3 separate regions of the Homo sapiens genome follow, and all the other regions are linked to region 1. Evidence: chromatin contacts called from ENCODE Hi-C or POLR2A ChIA-PET data. All regions are on one chromosome and are shown on one strand. The core of a region is the stretch at or near the end of the contact, and the rest is flanking DNA. Distances in the headings are between cores, read along the strand shown. Region 1 holds the start of TAMM41 (TAM41 mitochondrial translocator assembly and maintenance homolog). Region 2 overlaps SYN2 (synapsin II). Region 3 overlaps SYN2 (synapsin II).

Region 1 (4,882 bases), core at 237-2,736:
AGGTCTATTCAAAGGAAAACCTCCATGGAAGAATGAAGAGGTGGCCATCAGGAGGCTAACGCCTGCTCTGTAGAGTGTGACTCTACAGACCACTGGGGACACTTGAGATTTGGTGGCGAGGCAGGTATGGAATAAACATGTTTTTTAAAAATGTGTAATTATGTTAAGGTAAATTCGGGAAAAATAACTAGCCTATAATAACCTATAATTTCTCATATGCTGCCAATTTAAAGAAAAATATTAAATAGTAGTGTAAGTGGGAAACAGAGGAAATCCAAGCAACAGCATAGATGGCCTCACCAGGAAGTGAACAGGCAGGATGTTAATCAGAAGACAGACTACAGTCAGGTATCCAGACGCAGGGGGCCCCATTAAAACCTGCACACTGAATTCTGCAAATTACAAGGAAAACTGTACCCTTACTGAGGCTGTGCTGAGCCAACTCTGAAAAGTAACAATGCCTAGTCTCAAACAGACCGTTGTTAAAAGTGCTGAGCGAGGGTAAATACACTGGTCACGCACTAACTTTTGATGTTAGTTACTTTCACTGCACCTGCCCTGGCCCTACAACCAGTCCGCCAACTTCCTGAAGTCAGAAGATCATTTTGCATTTTCTCCTACATTTATAGAGGTGACTCTCAACAAACTTGGCTGCGCATTAGAATCACCTGGGACGTTTCTTAAATTCCTGAAGCCCAGGCCTCATCCCAAACCAATTAAATCAGAATCTCCATCGGCGGAAGCCGAGCATTAGGATTTTCTTAAAAGCTCCCCAGAAAATTCCGATGTCCAGCCGACTAAAACACTGAAAGAACCTGATAACGATTTCTTTTCCTTTCTTCCATTTGCCCCTGCAGCAGTTTTTCCTTCTGCCTAACTGCTTCTCCTGCTCTAGACCCACGTGGATTCCTAAGTATCCTTCAACACCGTCGCTTCAACTCGCGCTGTCGTTATACTAGGAAGGCAGGCCTATGGTTCACTCTGCTAGTGGACACGTGGAGTGTGCAGAGCGGACAGGCAGCTCTCCGACTCTGAAGGAATCGAGGGCAAAACGGGACTCGTGAGAACAGACAGTTCCCCGTCGTGGGGCTGCCCGGGCTCACCTTCTGGTCTGAACTCGGCCCTGCCTGGCGGTACACCCCGGAGCCGTAGACGAAAGCCAGACTCAGCTCCTCGGGGAAGTGAGACAGGATCTTGCGGAAGGTCACCCACGAGCTCTGCAGCGTCTGCAGCGCCATGGGGTCGAGGCTAACAGGGGACACTCAGCGCAGCAGGGCGAGGACAACCGGGCGGGGAACAGACACCGGGTAGGCGGTTTAGGGTGGGAAATGGAAGTCGGAGACTGGATCGAGGGACACAAGGCTGAGTGTGGGGTGGGACTGCAAGCACACGCAAGGATTGGGGCGTTGGGCCACGAAGAGCAGCGGCGAGAAGACGCAGCCCAGATAGGCTCGGGTGGGCGGCGGTCGCACAGGCAGAGCTTCCGTCCCTTGCTACGCCCCACGCACGCACAGGCGCTTCCAAGACGCAAGAGGCGGTGCTCGCCTTAGTGTGGGGAACGCGAGGCTTTGCATTGTCCCCTCGTGGTCGGAGGAGTGCCCTACAGGCTGGCGGCTAGGTTGCGACTTGGACAAATCGGCGGAGGCGAGCGTCACCCGACTCCGCGGGCCCTGAGCCTTGATAGCCTCTGTACTTCTCTCTTCAAACTACGGTTTAAAGAATGACTATAAAATCGGGAGCGTATTGAAGGTTTTTAAGTGAGGCGACACTCACATAATATGGAACTAGCCGTTCTGAAATGGACAGTGTAGTAGCATGTAGTGCCTTCACAATATTGTGCCCCCATCATCGCTCTAGTTCCAAAATTGCAGATTTCGAAGATTTGGAAAAACACAAAATTAAAATGATGCCCAATCCCGCCATGTAGAGAATACCACCGTCAAGATTTGACGGAGACTTCTTCACGCTAAAGCCCTTTTCAAATACAAGGGTGGATATGGGAGTGCACAGACGTTCTCTGATACTTGCATTTAATTTCAAGGGTGGATCACAGTTTTTGCCCCCTTGCCTTGTGGAATGGTCTCACAAAGGGTGCTTCAAATGCAGTTTCTGGAGGAAACAGGACCCTAGGAGTAGAAAAATCTTACAGCTCTCCTCTTTGTATAACTGGAGAAACTTGCTGAAGATTACCATTCAGGAGGTGGTTTGACTTCCAGGACAGAAACTTTTTCAACTACCCTCTCCTTCCTCCCCAAAATACACTACCTCTCAAAAATAATAGAAATAGTAATAGCTAACATTCAGGTAATGTTGACACATTTTCACATGCACTTCTCACTGAGCACCCTCTAGTGCCCTGTGGCAGGAGGGCCTTGGTTTTACTGATGGCCAAGCTAAGGCTTAGAGAGGTAAAGCCAGGTGATAGGATCACATCAGCCTGTGGCAAAACTAGAGCTAAACCCAGGTCTGGCTCCAACTCTGGGATTTTTTCGGAAATTCTGCTCTGTCCTTGAAGGGTTTTGAGCAAGGACTTATGTAATTCACATGTTAGCCTGAATTGTGGGGGACTGATTAGACAGTTGTTATCATAGTTCCCCCATGAACTGGAAACGGCTAGGCCAAGGTCTTAGGAGCAGGGATGGGATTAAATCAATTGGAAAAATGATTACTTGCACTCACACTCTGGGCCTGCACTGAGATGAAGAGATCTGAGCTGCCTGCTGCCCTGCAGGAGCTAGGGGTCTGTAGAGGAGAGGAGACAGAACTGCAAATCAGAGTAGAATTTGGGTAATGCAGCCAGGTACCCAGCACAGTGCCGGAATGTAATGTCCCTCCAATGGGAACGTCAGTCAGTTCTGGGTGTTGGGGAAAGGGACCAGAAGAGGTTTCACAATGATGGCATTTTGAGCCAGGCCTGGAAGCTGGGTAGGAGTTTATCAGGTAGAAGATAGATGGGAAAATTCAACCAAGAAAGAATTGAAAGGACTCGGTGACAATAATACTAATAATAGGTGTCATTATTAAGCACTTAGTATGCCCAGGCACTTTTTAGACTTCTTTGGGGCTTTTCTGTTTTTGTTTTTTTTTTGAGACCGAGTCTTGCTCTGTTGCCCAGGCTGGAGTGCAGTGGCACGATCTCAGCTCACTGTGACCTCTGCCTCCTGGGTTCAAGCAAGCATGCCTGGCTAATTGTTGTATTTTTAGTAGAGATGGGGTTTCACTGTGTTGGCCAGGCTGGTCTCGAAATCCTGACCTCTAGTGATTTGCCCACCTCAGCCTCCCAAAGTGCTGGAATTACAGGCGTGAGCCACTGCACCCAGGCTTTTTATACTTGTTTCTTTTCATCACTCCAGAGATCCTATGAGGCAGGTTCTCTAAGATGATGATATTTTTCATACGAGGAAACAGAGGTCCTAAGAGGAGCAGTAAATGTTCCAAAGTCACACAGGAAAGTGGTGAAGTCGGGGTTTGAACCTAGGGCTACCTACCTCTAAAGGCCAAGGTCTTTACCACCATGTTTAAGTGTCCTCTACAGCGGCTTGCAGGGTGAGAGAAGGAAATGGGAAGAAAGCAGGCACTCAGGCATCAGCCAAGAGTCAGGAGCAGCAGCAGTAGCCGCAGCAACAAGCAGGAGACCAGGGCAAGGGAGCGGAGAGAGGCCGTTTGTCTGCGGCCCCTGGTGTGGGCATGGTCACTTCCGTTCATTTTTACTACATATCGCCCTTGCCCAGGGTGCCGGAATCAGAGTGCACTCACCGTGGAATTACACTGAAGCCTCTCACCCAAAGACAGTGAATAAATCTCATTACCAGCCGGTTCCTTTTTTATTTCCTTCCTTCCCTTGGGGAAATAATTCAACGTCATTGGATTTTTCCTGTTTGCAAAAGTAATCCATGTTCATAAAAATGTAAACATTATGAAATACATACATCATGCCCCAGAAATAGCCACGGTAATCTTTGGCACATATTCCTTCCAATATTTTTCTATGAATATATTAACATTAAAAACAATTTTAAGTGGATTCCTAGGATAGATACTATTTTGCAATTTGCTTTTTTTGCACTTAGCGTATCAGGGACAATGTTCTGTGTCAGAATATATAGATTTCCCTCATTCCATGTATTAGTAGCAAATTATTCTAAGATATGGATATGCCATAATTTTGTTTAAAATTTTTTGTTTAAAAGAAAGTGTTTAAACATTTTCTTTCTCTTTCTTTCTTTCTTCTTTTCTTTTGTTTCTTTCTTTTTTTTTTTTTTTTTTTGAGAGCGAGTCTTGCTCTGTCACCCAGGCTGGAGTGCAGTGGCACAATCTAGGCTCCCTGCAACCTCCACCATCCGGGTTGAAGTGATTCTCCTGCCTCAGCCTCCTGAGTAGCTGGGATTACAGGTGCCCGCCACCACATCTGGCTAAGTTTTGTATTTTTCGTAGAGACAGGGGTTTCACTATGTTGGCCAGGCTGGTCTCGAACTCCTGACCTCAAGTGATCCACCCGCCTCGGCCTCCCAAAGTGCTGGGGTTACAGGCATCCTGGCCTGTTTAAACATTTTATTGTTGATGGATGTAGGTTATTTCTAGTTTTCACACCTGCAAACAATGCTATCATGAGCATCCTTGTACATTTTATGTGCATGAACAAGTATTGCTATAAGACAGATTCCTAGAAGGGGAATTGCTGGGTCAGAGTGTCAGCACGCTGCTAAATTCCCCTCCAAAAGATGGTGCCAATTCACACACCCACCAGCAGAGTTCAGCCCTTGATAGAAATAAAGATGCTGCAATGTTTCTCCATTTGTCTCCCTTACAGGCGTTCACACCCAATTATCAGCAATTTTCATGTTCACAAACACTTTTCTTCCTGCAATGCAAAACCACCAGC
Region 2 (4,882 bases), core at 1,340-3,839, 350 kb after region 1:
TAAGCATGCCCCGCCCCCATTCAGTGATACCTGTTTGGGAAGTATATACTTCCCCAAAAGTACTCTTGGCCCTAAGTTTTAGGAACTTTCCCCGACCTGGATCCCTTGTCATACCTGTGTTACTGTTTAAAGCACACCCACCCAACTTACAAGATCTTAGGCTGCTGTGGTGGTGAAGCACCTTGAGTCTGCTGATATTCGGGAGAACAAGGATCTGCAGTTTCCCCTTTTCTCCCCTCTGAAGAGTGGTTCTTATGTGCAATCTGCAGTAACCTTGAACTCCAGAGCTGCACTATAGAGGAGAATGCATGCCACTATGACAGCAGTATGCCAAGCTTTGTGTTCATCTCCTAATAAACGTTAAGACCTTTGGTGTAATAAAAGCAGCAGCATTCACCAACATTTGATTCAGCCATGAGGTCTTGACCCCTTGGCCACCCTTTAGGCTGAGAGAGTGTCCATGAGGGGTGTGTGTGTGTGTGTGCTTGAGTGTAGGGAGTGAAAAATCTAGGTGTGTGAAGCTGTTTGTGTCAGTTTGTGTGTGTGACTGCAGGTGTACATGTGTTTGCAAGTGTTTGAGAATGTGTCTGTCCTTTACATACCACTTCTGGGCCTCCTCGCACCTCCCCAGTGAATCTGTCTCCTCCAAGACACCTAGCCTTCCTTCAGCAACTCAGCGTTTCTACCTATATTACGGACTTTGTAACCTTTCAAATAAGCACAGAACCCTTGCTCCCGGAGGAGTCAATTTAGACTCACTTGCCTGGTCTATCATCAAGCTCCTCAGCTGAGGCCCACATGGTGGTGCCAATGAGGCTGGACCAACCTGCTCTGACAACCAGGCTCCCACAGATCTCAACGAAGGCATCCTAAAGAGGCCTGCAATTGAGGGTGGGCTCTGAGGGATTTCACTCTGGCTGCTTCATGACTCCCTGATACTCAAGTATATTTTCCCAAAGACCACGGATGCTGTGAAGATAAACACTACATCTGCACCAATAAAAAATCCATATATTAAAATGTTAATATCTGAATGTTAATAAGTATCTAGATAATTTCCTACACATGACACCCATCCTACTAACTCAACAAGATAACCTCCTCCAAATGCCACTATCTTAACTTCTCTTCACGGGCAGTAGATGCTGCAAGGTCAGAGAATGAATTTCTCCGAGAACCAGGGTCTCCTTTCTTACTCATTCTCTGTTTTCACAGTTCAAGGATTGAGCACCGTACCCTCTTCTTACACTTAGAAAACAGGAAGTAGAACCTCCCATTGAGTGACCCCTGGGGGGTGAGAGCCCTCCTCCCACAACACACATAACTAAGGAACAAACCAACCAAACCAATGCGTGGGGTACCTGGGCGCAAGGCAATTGACCTTTAGAGTTCCTTCTGTTTCCAGCTGTAGGGGAGGCAGATGTCCTCTTAACGTTCTGTGGCTGGGCCTGAAAATTAAGCATACATAAGACAGATGAACAGGACAAACGTATACACATTTTATTTAATATTTTTATGCGTACGTGGGAATCTTCATAAGGAAAATGAAGACCCAAGCTGTTAAGCCCAAAACTTGTATACCATTTTAAACAAAGAATGATAAATTGTGACGATATGACAAAACAAAGGCGTCTGGGCTAGTCAGCCAGTAAATTGTGGGAAAGTAGGAAATATATGGGAGAAACTAATGGGAGAGAAGGGTTACAAGTTTTAGTAAGGTTTTGTCTGTGGAGATTCATCTCAGTGTCAACTCCCTGTCTCTGGTGATAAGAATGTTTGTTCCCTTCTTCCTTCTGGGGGAGAGGCACCCTTCCCACAAGAAGTTTTAGTCCTGCTTCAGACAGGAAGGGGGAAGTCGGAAAACCTTTCCTGCATCTGTTGTTGTTCTGTTGCCTTCAGCTCAACATAAACAATATGCCAAAGTGGCATATTTTGAGGTAGCATACTCTGACCCCCTTCACAAACCAAGAGTCTGCCACTAGCCATTGCTTCTATCCCCGATTCCAAATATGTTTTAAGAGAAGTCATTCATTTAGTCAAAACATTTATTGAGCACTTACGATAAACATAAACATTGTGATGGATTCATAGGAATATTTGCTGACACTTCCATAGTCAGGCACTATTCTAAATACTTAATGCTCATCAACTTATGTGTTCCTTATAATAAGCCTATATGGTAGGTGCTGTTATTATTTTATAAATGAGAAATGGAGGCACATCAAGGTCAATAACTCACTCAGGGTCACTCAGCTGGGCAAGTGGCAGAGCTGGGATTTGAACCAACCTAAGCAGTGCAGCAGCAGAACTCATGGCCTGAGCTACTTTGCCATATTACTTTTATTTAATCTAGCAAAGTCAACAAGACAATTGTATTAAATTTTACACAGTGTGATAAGAGGTGCACACAAAAATTTACAGCATATCCACCTCTTTACATTCTCTCTCCATCCCCTGACCCCAGGGAAAGAAGGACTGGGAGAAAGTTAGGACATCTGTGACCAGTGTTGACCCCTTGTCCTAAAACCATGAGTAACATACACAATGTTTCTTATTCTGATAGAATATAATTCTGGTTCTTAAAAAATTACTCATTCTTCCACATGTGATGTCAGACCAAAAACCACAAGTGGCTTATTTAGAAAATGAGTCAGCCTGGAAATGCTGCAGTGACAAAAAGGAGAGGCATTTACCATAGGTCAGGCAGCACCCTGGTCTGAAGGACATATGGATTCTCTCCAGCCCTTAGTAATGGGGTGGGGCTGGGGGTGGGGAAGTTCCATTCAGAAACAGCCTTCTTGCTACTTAAAAAAGACAGCCCCAGAGACTGGGAAGTTGGCTATTCAACAACCATCAATAAATATTCAGTGAATACTGTGATAAAAATTATCTACAGCTAAGATCTCTGAAAGATTGGTTGCAGTCTTCTACAGATCTTGAAGCCTTGTCTGTAGGCCAGCTTTGACCACTGTGCAACCACCTCTGCAGTTTATGGGGATTCCCTACCTATGTCTTCACCCCAGATTAGTAAAGGTAGAAAGCCTCATCCCTGCCCACATGGAACTCATCATCATCTTGGGTCAAGATAAATTAATTCTGTATTTTATTGATTTGTTCACAACCCCTTATTTTATTTAGCGCCATAAATTTTATGAGAGGAATATAAAAATGAATTAAGCAAGGATTCGGCCCTTACAAAGTTTATAGCCCAGTAGGGAAGATGTGTAAATATAAAGAAGAAAATGTAATGCATTAAGTCAAATGCAGTCAAAATGTTAGTTTGGAAAAAAAAAATAAGCTTGATAGGTATTGGTGAGGATATGAGAAGCAGAAGGAAGTCTTACACGTTGCTAATGGGGGTGCATGTTGGTACTGCCATTTCAGGGAACAATTTGGCAATCATGCGTAAACCCTATGACTCAGCAATTCCATTTCTGAACATTTACTCTAGAGAATCTCTTGCACATGTACATAAGAAACCAAGTAAAAGAATATTGGTCACAGCACTCTTTGTGCAAAGACTGGAAATAACCACCTCTCGTGGGGAATTAAAATATATGGTTTATTCATAAATTGGAATACTGTGTAGGAGTTAAATAAAATATATGAGGAATGCAGATGAGTTCAGGTAAGATATGAAAGGAGAATGAATAAGATGAGCCAGGCAAGTGTAAAATGGACCACAAGCAGCATATGCTGTTGCAGTGGGGCAAGCTTCTAGCTCAGGAGCTCAGAGAAGACCGCACCCTGGAGGTGAGCTGTGCACAGCCCACAGGACAGGAGGCACGCCACCTGCCGGGACTGGGCTGGGTGCACAGAATTCAGTCACTGAGTTTTACAGCTGGAAGTTGCATCTAGTTGCATCAAGGCCCAGGCAACTTAAGGAGTTTGCCAAGGTTACAAAGGGAGTTAGTAATAGAAGCAAATGAGTCTCAACACTAAGTGTCTGGTGGGCCACTGGGAACATTGCCTTTCCTGAAATAAATGAAATGGGTTTCATATTTGGGGGCCCTCCAGGGTGAGAGAGACTTATGGAATCATTTCACAGAGGCCAGGAGGCAAAGGGAAGAGATAGTGTTGGCTAGTGGAAAGAGCCTGGGTTTTGGAATCAAATTGAGTTTAAATCCAGGCTCTGCTAGTTATTAGCTAATTGATTATGTAGTTTAACTTTTCTGTGTCTCAAATTTTCTCATCTATAAAATGAGAACAATGCTACCTTTCCAAGGAGGTTGTCTTAAGAATTAAACAAGCTGATAGAGTCTGTTCCTAACAGTGGTTAGCATGCGAGATCACAAGAAACCATCTCTGTCACATAGAAAACCTGTATGAGTAAGTCCCAAACCCCCTTTCCCCAGGACTCCTCCAGGAGCAGCCAAACGAATGCCAAACATGCCTTTCTCCTGCTCCTGCAACCAGGGGAACCTCTAGGGCAATTTCAGCCCATCCAATGTCTTTTCCTAGGGCTATGGCTCCTTTTAGTTGTATTAGCTAAACTGAGCTGAGGGTGGACACTTGGGGAGGCCTGTGCTGTGCCAAGGCATTCCAATAGCAGTAAACACACGGCAGACACATACATACGTACACACATGCACACAAAGTAAAAACTGCAGCTACAGAAATAACAACGCAAACCCCAGGTGATCACAATGGATGCTTTTTTAAACACTGAGACCATACCATCATTCCTACAATGGTATGGTTCCCTTCAAAGCAATTCCTTTGGGAGATTATTTATTCCTACAAGGCTGCTGCTTATGTTCAGAACATAATTGCCTTCAGATCTGTAGTACATTATTTGAATTTCTGTAACTCTTGGAAGATCAGGAATTCTTTACCTGGAATCCAGGTATTCTCATGCATGTATTGTGCATTTCGGCAGGCC
Region 3 (4,882 bases), core at 947-3,446, 290 kb after region 1:
TATTGGTGGGGCATGGTGACTCACTCCTATCATCCCAGCACTTTCAGAGTCCAAGGCAGGAGGATTGCTTGAGCCCAGGGGTTCAAGAACAGCCTGGACAACATAGTGAAACCTTGTCTGTACAAAAAAAATTTAAAAATTAGCCTGGCGTGGTGGCATGTGCCTGTAGTTCCAGTTACTCTGGAGGCTGAGGCAGGAGGATCACTGGAGCTCAGGCAGTCGAGGCTACAGTGAGCTATGATTGCACCACTGCACTCTAGCCCGCGCAACAGAGCAAGATCCTGTCTCAAAAAAAAAAAAAAAAAAGTCCGTACTGGGCATCTTATCTGTTCCTATCTTATGCAAGGGACTGTGTGGGAAAACTAAGGGAAGTAGAGTAGTTTTCCCAGACTTTCAAATGCTGGTAAGAGTGGTATCATCTTTTTCTTGGGTGGGGGACAGTTTGGGAATATTAGTAAAAACCGTAACTGTGTCTGTTCCTTGTACCAGCACTTCTGTCATAAATTATTCATCCTGTGGATATATTTTTAAATGTAAGCCATTGTAGCACTGTTTGTAATACCAAAAGCAAGAAACTAGAAATCTAATGTGCTCACCAATATATAATGCCAATGCCAATACATGTTTACCAATAAAATACTGTATGTCCTTCAAATGGAATTTCATGCAACTATTAAAAAGGAAGAGGCCCATCAATATGTGCTGAAAGCATATCACTAAGATATATTTTTAAGTGCAAAAAACAAAAGTTTAAAAAAATTTATGTAGCATGCCATATGTATGTGTTTGAAGCATATATGTATGCAGGTATAGCCACACATTTTTTCCCCTCCACTGGAAGTATATGCTTATAATTGATAATGGGAAGTATATGTGATAAGAGAGGAATGGGAAAAAAGAACATTTTACTTTTTGTTTTATCCTTTTATATAATTTTAAAGATAGATTGATTGATTGGTTTAACCACATGATATACTATTTTTAAAAAATTTAAGCCTCCCTAAGGTCATACAACCAGGAAAGGGTACAGCTAGAATTCACACCCCAGATTGTGATTCCAGAGCCCATCCTCTGGATTCTAGCACACTGCCCTGTACTAGTGTTCTCTTAGTATCAGGAAAGACTTCTATCATTTGCTAGCAAGTTACACAATTTTTCATGAAAATACCTAGAATCAAAATGTCCAAGAGCCTGGAGCTGCAAGAATGTGCTCATTCTCCAGAAGAGGGCTCTGTGCCCCATCTGCCGGCCATCTTGGCTCCTTTTCTATAAGGTTGTGGCTCAGCCAAGACAGGTCAGTGACCCTGGGCCAGGAAACACACACTAAGATTTCCAACAGGACAAATTACCTTAAGGAAAAGGCATTAGGATAGCTAGAGAGGTGGGGGTGGAGGGAAGGCATGAAAACAGTTCATTAGCCAACTTGGTCAATGGGCAGGTGCAGGAAGTGGCAGATAAACCCAGCCAGAGTCTATAAATATATTTCAATATCAGTGTTCAAAACCCACAAAATAAATGAGTGAATTAAGAAACTTGGCAGCATGTAAGCACCTAGATGTAAACTCTTAGTTCTAGCCTTAACTCCCATGAACTTTTCTTTCTGATTTGGGCATGTTATTTAATTGTCCTGGGCTTCAGTTTCCCCATCAGCCAAATGGACCACATTATCTCTCTTGGCTCCTTCACAGAGTTGTGAGGAACAACTAGGGCAAGGAACATGCTTTGCAAATGCAAGGCATCATACGAAATGCGAGGTTATTGTTAATGTCTCTGAGATTTACCTCACAGAAGGAGAGCTATTTTGAGACAGGAAAATAGGAGGAAGCATCAGAAAAGCATTGCTGATAACAAGGTAGACATACCTCACCAATGAAAGAAAGGGATCTCATGGGTCATTCACTCCAGTTCCTTCTTTTTATAGTCATGGACAAAAACCTGCAGAGTCCAAGGTCTGCAGAGAAGTGATAGTGCCATACTAGACTCTATTAGTTAAACCTGTAAATAAAATGGAATAGTAGCCAAAGAAAGGGAATATACTACCGGGCCCCTGCCTGAGGGGCTCGCTGAGCTGTGAATGTTGATCAGGGTCCTGGAAACAAGCTGGTGTGAAGCTTAATAAGAAATTGGGGCAGAGGTGGGGGGTGGACTTAAGTGGTCCAGCTCCAGGATGGCTGAGTGCCTCAGAGGAGCAATTTGAGGGTGGCCAGGGACTTGGATAGGACAAATGACAACTTCCTAGAACGGGGTGTTCCAGAACCCATAGAGAAAAGGAAACAGCCTGGCCTCGTCCCGGGTAGTTGACAGGAACCAGGGTAGGAAGTATTTGTAGTGGGACTAATGCTCACATCATTAAGTCCCTTGTGAGTGGAAGAAGGAAAATGGGAATAAATGCAATGCGGCACACACAGGGCAAGTCCGTTTTTGTAGTGGTGTGAGCAGAGATGGAGAGAATAGATCACCAGGGGGAGACAGTGCCTGCAGTGTGAAGGGCAGTGGTCTCAGAGTGCCACAGACTTAGATGTGAATACTGGCTCTGCCACTAACTTGCTATAGGGCCTTGAATACACCATTTTCAATTCTGAATCTTGGTTTCCTTGTCTCTGAAATGAAGCCCTTTCTCTGTATCTTATACGTTGTTAGGACTAAATGAGATGTTCTTGAAAACAACTTGCATGTAATTCCTAGAACATGATGCCCAATAAATATTGGTTTATTCCTTCATTTTGGGGACAAACTCCCAAAAAATCTCCAATGAAATATTACAGTTGGAAATTTCAAGCACTGGAAAAGCAAGCTCAACTTACCTAACAGGTAGAGTATGGAAAGGCCCTTTTGACAAATGGAGAACCAGCCTAAAAGGACAGATAAGGAAATCTAATGTGGGGAGGGCAGGTTAGAAGCAAAGTAGGAATTAATATAAATATAAGCATAAAAATATCTGCTTATAAGGGATTAATTACTTATTACAGGGGATTAATTAATGCATTAATGTGAGGTTCCTCTAGATCTGTGACAAACTGGGAAGATACTATGTACTGTGTAACTCACCTTGACCCATTTTCTTGACTGCTCAGAAATGTGGGCTAAGTTTTGTGTTCAAATGCAATGGCTTCCCTCAGTCTTTTCCCGCTACCTTCTATTTTGGTCTAATTAATTTCCTCTCATTCATTGATTGTTCTTTAATCCTTATTTTGTTGGTTATATTTTTAAATTACTAATTGCCTCAGGTCCTCTTTGTATGGGTATGAAGAAGTAAAGTGATAATAACAGTTTCTTTAAAAACTAAAAATCCAAGGGTGGATACCAAATAGAAAACCATAGTAAAACGAAGGATCAAGGAAAATAAGGAAACTGCAGAGATGTATAAAGCTGATCTAGCCTTTATGAAGAATAAAACTGGGGAAATTCCTATTTCTAGATGCGTTTTATAGCCAAAAGACCAGAGATGTTATAACAAAACCTGATAATGAAGGGATGTTTTGGATTATTTTATAGATGGGTAAATTGAGGTTAAAAGAGAGGAAATGGTTTGTCTTGTGGTGATCTCATAGCAGAATGTGGATCAGAACCCAGGTCTCTTGACCCTCATTCTGGAGATCTGTCTGCTGTGGTCCTCTTCTTTGTAATAGTAAATGTCTGACTTTAAATACTTGCACAAAACTAATTTGTGTGGGTTTATTCTTTTCTCCAGGGCCAAGTGCTTTCGGGGCAAAAAAGTCCTTGGAGATTATGATATCAAGGTGGAACAGGTAATCAGCCTGAAGCCCAGAGCTGCATCCCCGTCATCACAGTTTCCTCTTGACATGCCAGAGTGAACCATCTCGTTCTGCTGAGTGGAATACTGTGTCCATCATTGGGTTCTGGACTCTGCATCTCCTCTCTCTCCTATCCTTTCCCCAGGACCTTTCTGTCTGTGAGGCATGGTCCTGGAGTCTGCATCTTTTCATTTCTCTGATTCCTTTTTATGGCTCTAGTGTCTGTAGATGAGCAAGCAGTTTGGTTCTTAGCACCCTCTTGCAGTGTAAGGTTCCCAGACTGAGGAAAACTTTAGAGGGCTTCCCAGAATATTGCACGTTACCTCCGTATTGTTGGTGGCAAGATATTTCTCGGTAGGCACATGTCTGCCTTTCAGGTATGCTGCCCCGAGTGATGGCTCCTTTGGGCCTGAGGCTATACTTTAGAGGAAACTTAGAAAAGAACACTTCCTTGTTTTAATACAGTGAATCACTGAAAGTCCAATTTTTTTTTTTTTTTTAACCTTCCTCCATCCTTTGCTTCATAATAAATAGTGATTGGGTCCATTTGGGGAAGAGGAGGACGTTCAGTTTCAACAATGCATGTATTTCCTATGTGATAAAAGAAGTTTCTCATCATTCATTATACAGTGTGTTATGACTTACTGACTGTTTTCAAACAACTTGTTACATAGGCAAGATTGATAAAAATTATTCCCATTTTGTAGATCAGGGAAATGGAAACCTAGAGAGTACAAGTAACTTGCTTAATGTTTTATGCAGCTAGGTAAGGGGAAAGCAGAACTAAAAACTAGTTACCTAAATTTAGACCTAGTGCTTTTATGTTGAAACTGATAAAAAGACATTTGTCTCAGTCCACATTCTCGCTCTGTAGAGAGGCAGCACAAAGGATGCTGGGCTGGGAGTTAGAGGACCTGAGTTTTGCTCCTTTCTCTGCCAATGATAAGTTTTGTTTGTCCTGAAAAGTTACTTAACTGCTCTGAGCCTCAATTTCCTCCTTTGGTAAATGGGGATAATTATCTCTGTCCCACCTTCATCACAGTGTTGCTATTAGAATTAGACTAACTCAGTATGTGAACATGTTTTGAAAACTGTATATAAATGTTTGGTGGTAGGGATGTTGCTGC

Evidence for each region. A loop is a pair of places that touch in the nucleus more often than their neighbours do. ChIA-PET counts read pairs that join two places held with the same protein, here RNA polymerase II (POLR2A). Pooled maps may share reads with other maps.
Region 2: a pooled map shows a loop between it and region 1 (7-fold over the local background). The contact joins the enhancer-like site here to the promoter of TAMM41 in region 1. A Hi-C loop is called at or near these places in 5 of 37 single-sample maps with no recorded cell type and 10 of 50 pooled maps.
Region 3: a map with no recorded cell type shows a loop between it and region 1 (3-fold over the local background). The contact joins the enhancer-like site here to the promoter of TAMM41 in region 1. A Hi-C loop is called at or near these places in 1 of 168 maps with a recorded cell type or tissue (posterior cingulate gyrus), 1 of 37 single-sample maps with no recorded cell type and 7 of 50 pooled maps. POLR2A ChIA-PET finds 5 or more read pairs at or near these places in 3 of 52 experiments (MCF 10A, activated CD4-positive, alpha-beta T cell and activated naive CD4-positive, alpha-beta T cell).

What each region holds. Positions count from the first base shown.
Region 1 is chr3:11,845,399-11,850,280 of GRCh38, forward strand. It overlaps TAMM41 (TAM41 mitochondrial translocator assembly and maintenance homolog), which reads right to left and starts at 1,487. Exons shown (of 8, transcript NM_001284401.2): 1 at 1,104-1,487. The coding sequence starts at 1,238.
Region 2 is chr3:12,191,007-12,195,888 of GRCh38, forward strand. SYN2 (synapsin II) reads left to right here. Exons shown (of 13, transcript NM_133625.6): 13 at 1-1,026. Among named protein-coding and RNA genes, the nearest start is that of TIMP4, 35 kb to the left of the region's middle. RefSeq lists an enhancer at 3,835-3,884. Within about 2 kb of position 2,590, at least 13 of the 41 ENCODE cell types and tissues checked have a DNase peak (open chromatin) inside an H3K27ac peak, as active enhancers do.
Region 3 is chr3:12,136,960-12,141,841 of GRCh38, forward strand. It overlaps SYN2 (synapsin II), which reads left to right. Exons shown (of 13, transcript NM_133625.6): 2 at 3,692-3,749. Among named protein-coding and RNA genes, the nearest start is that of TIMP4, 20 kb to the right of the region's middle. RefSeq lists an enhancer at 1,140-1,249. Within about 2 kb of position 2,197, at least 4 of the 41 ENCODE cell types and tissues checked have a DNase peak (open chromatin) inside an H3K27ac peak, as active enhancers do.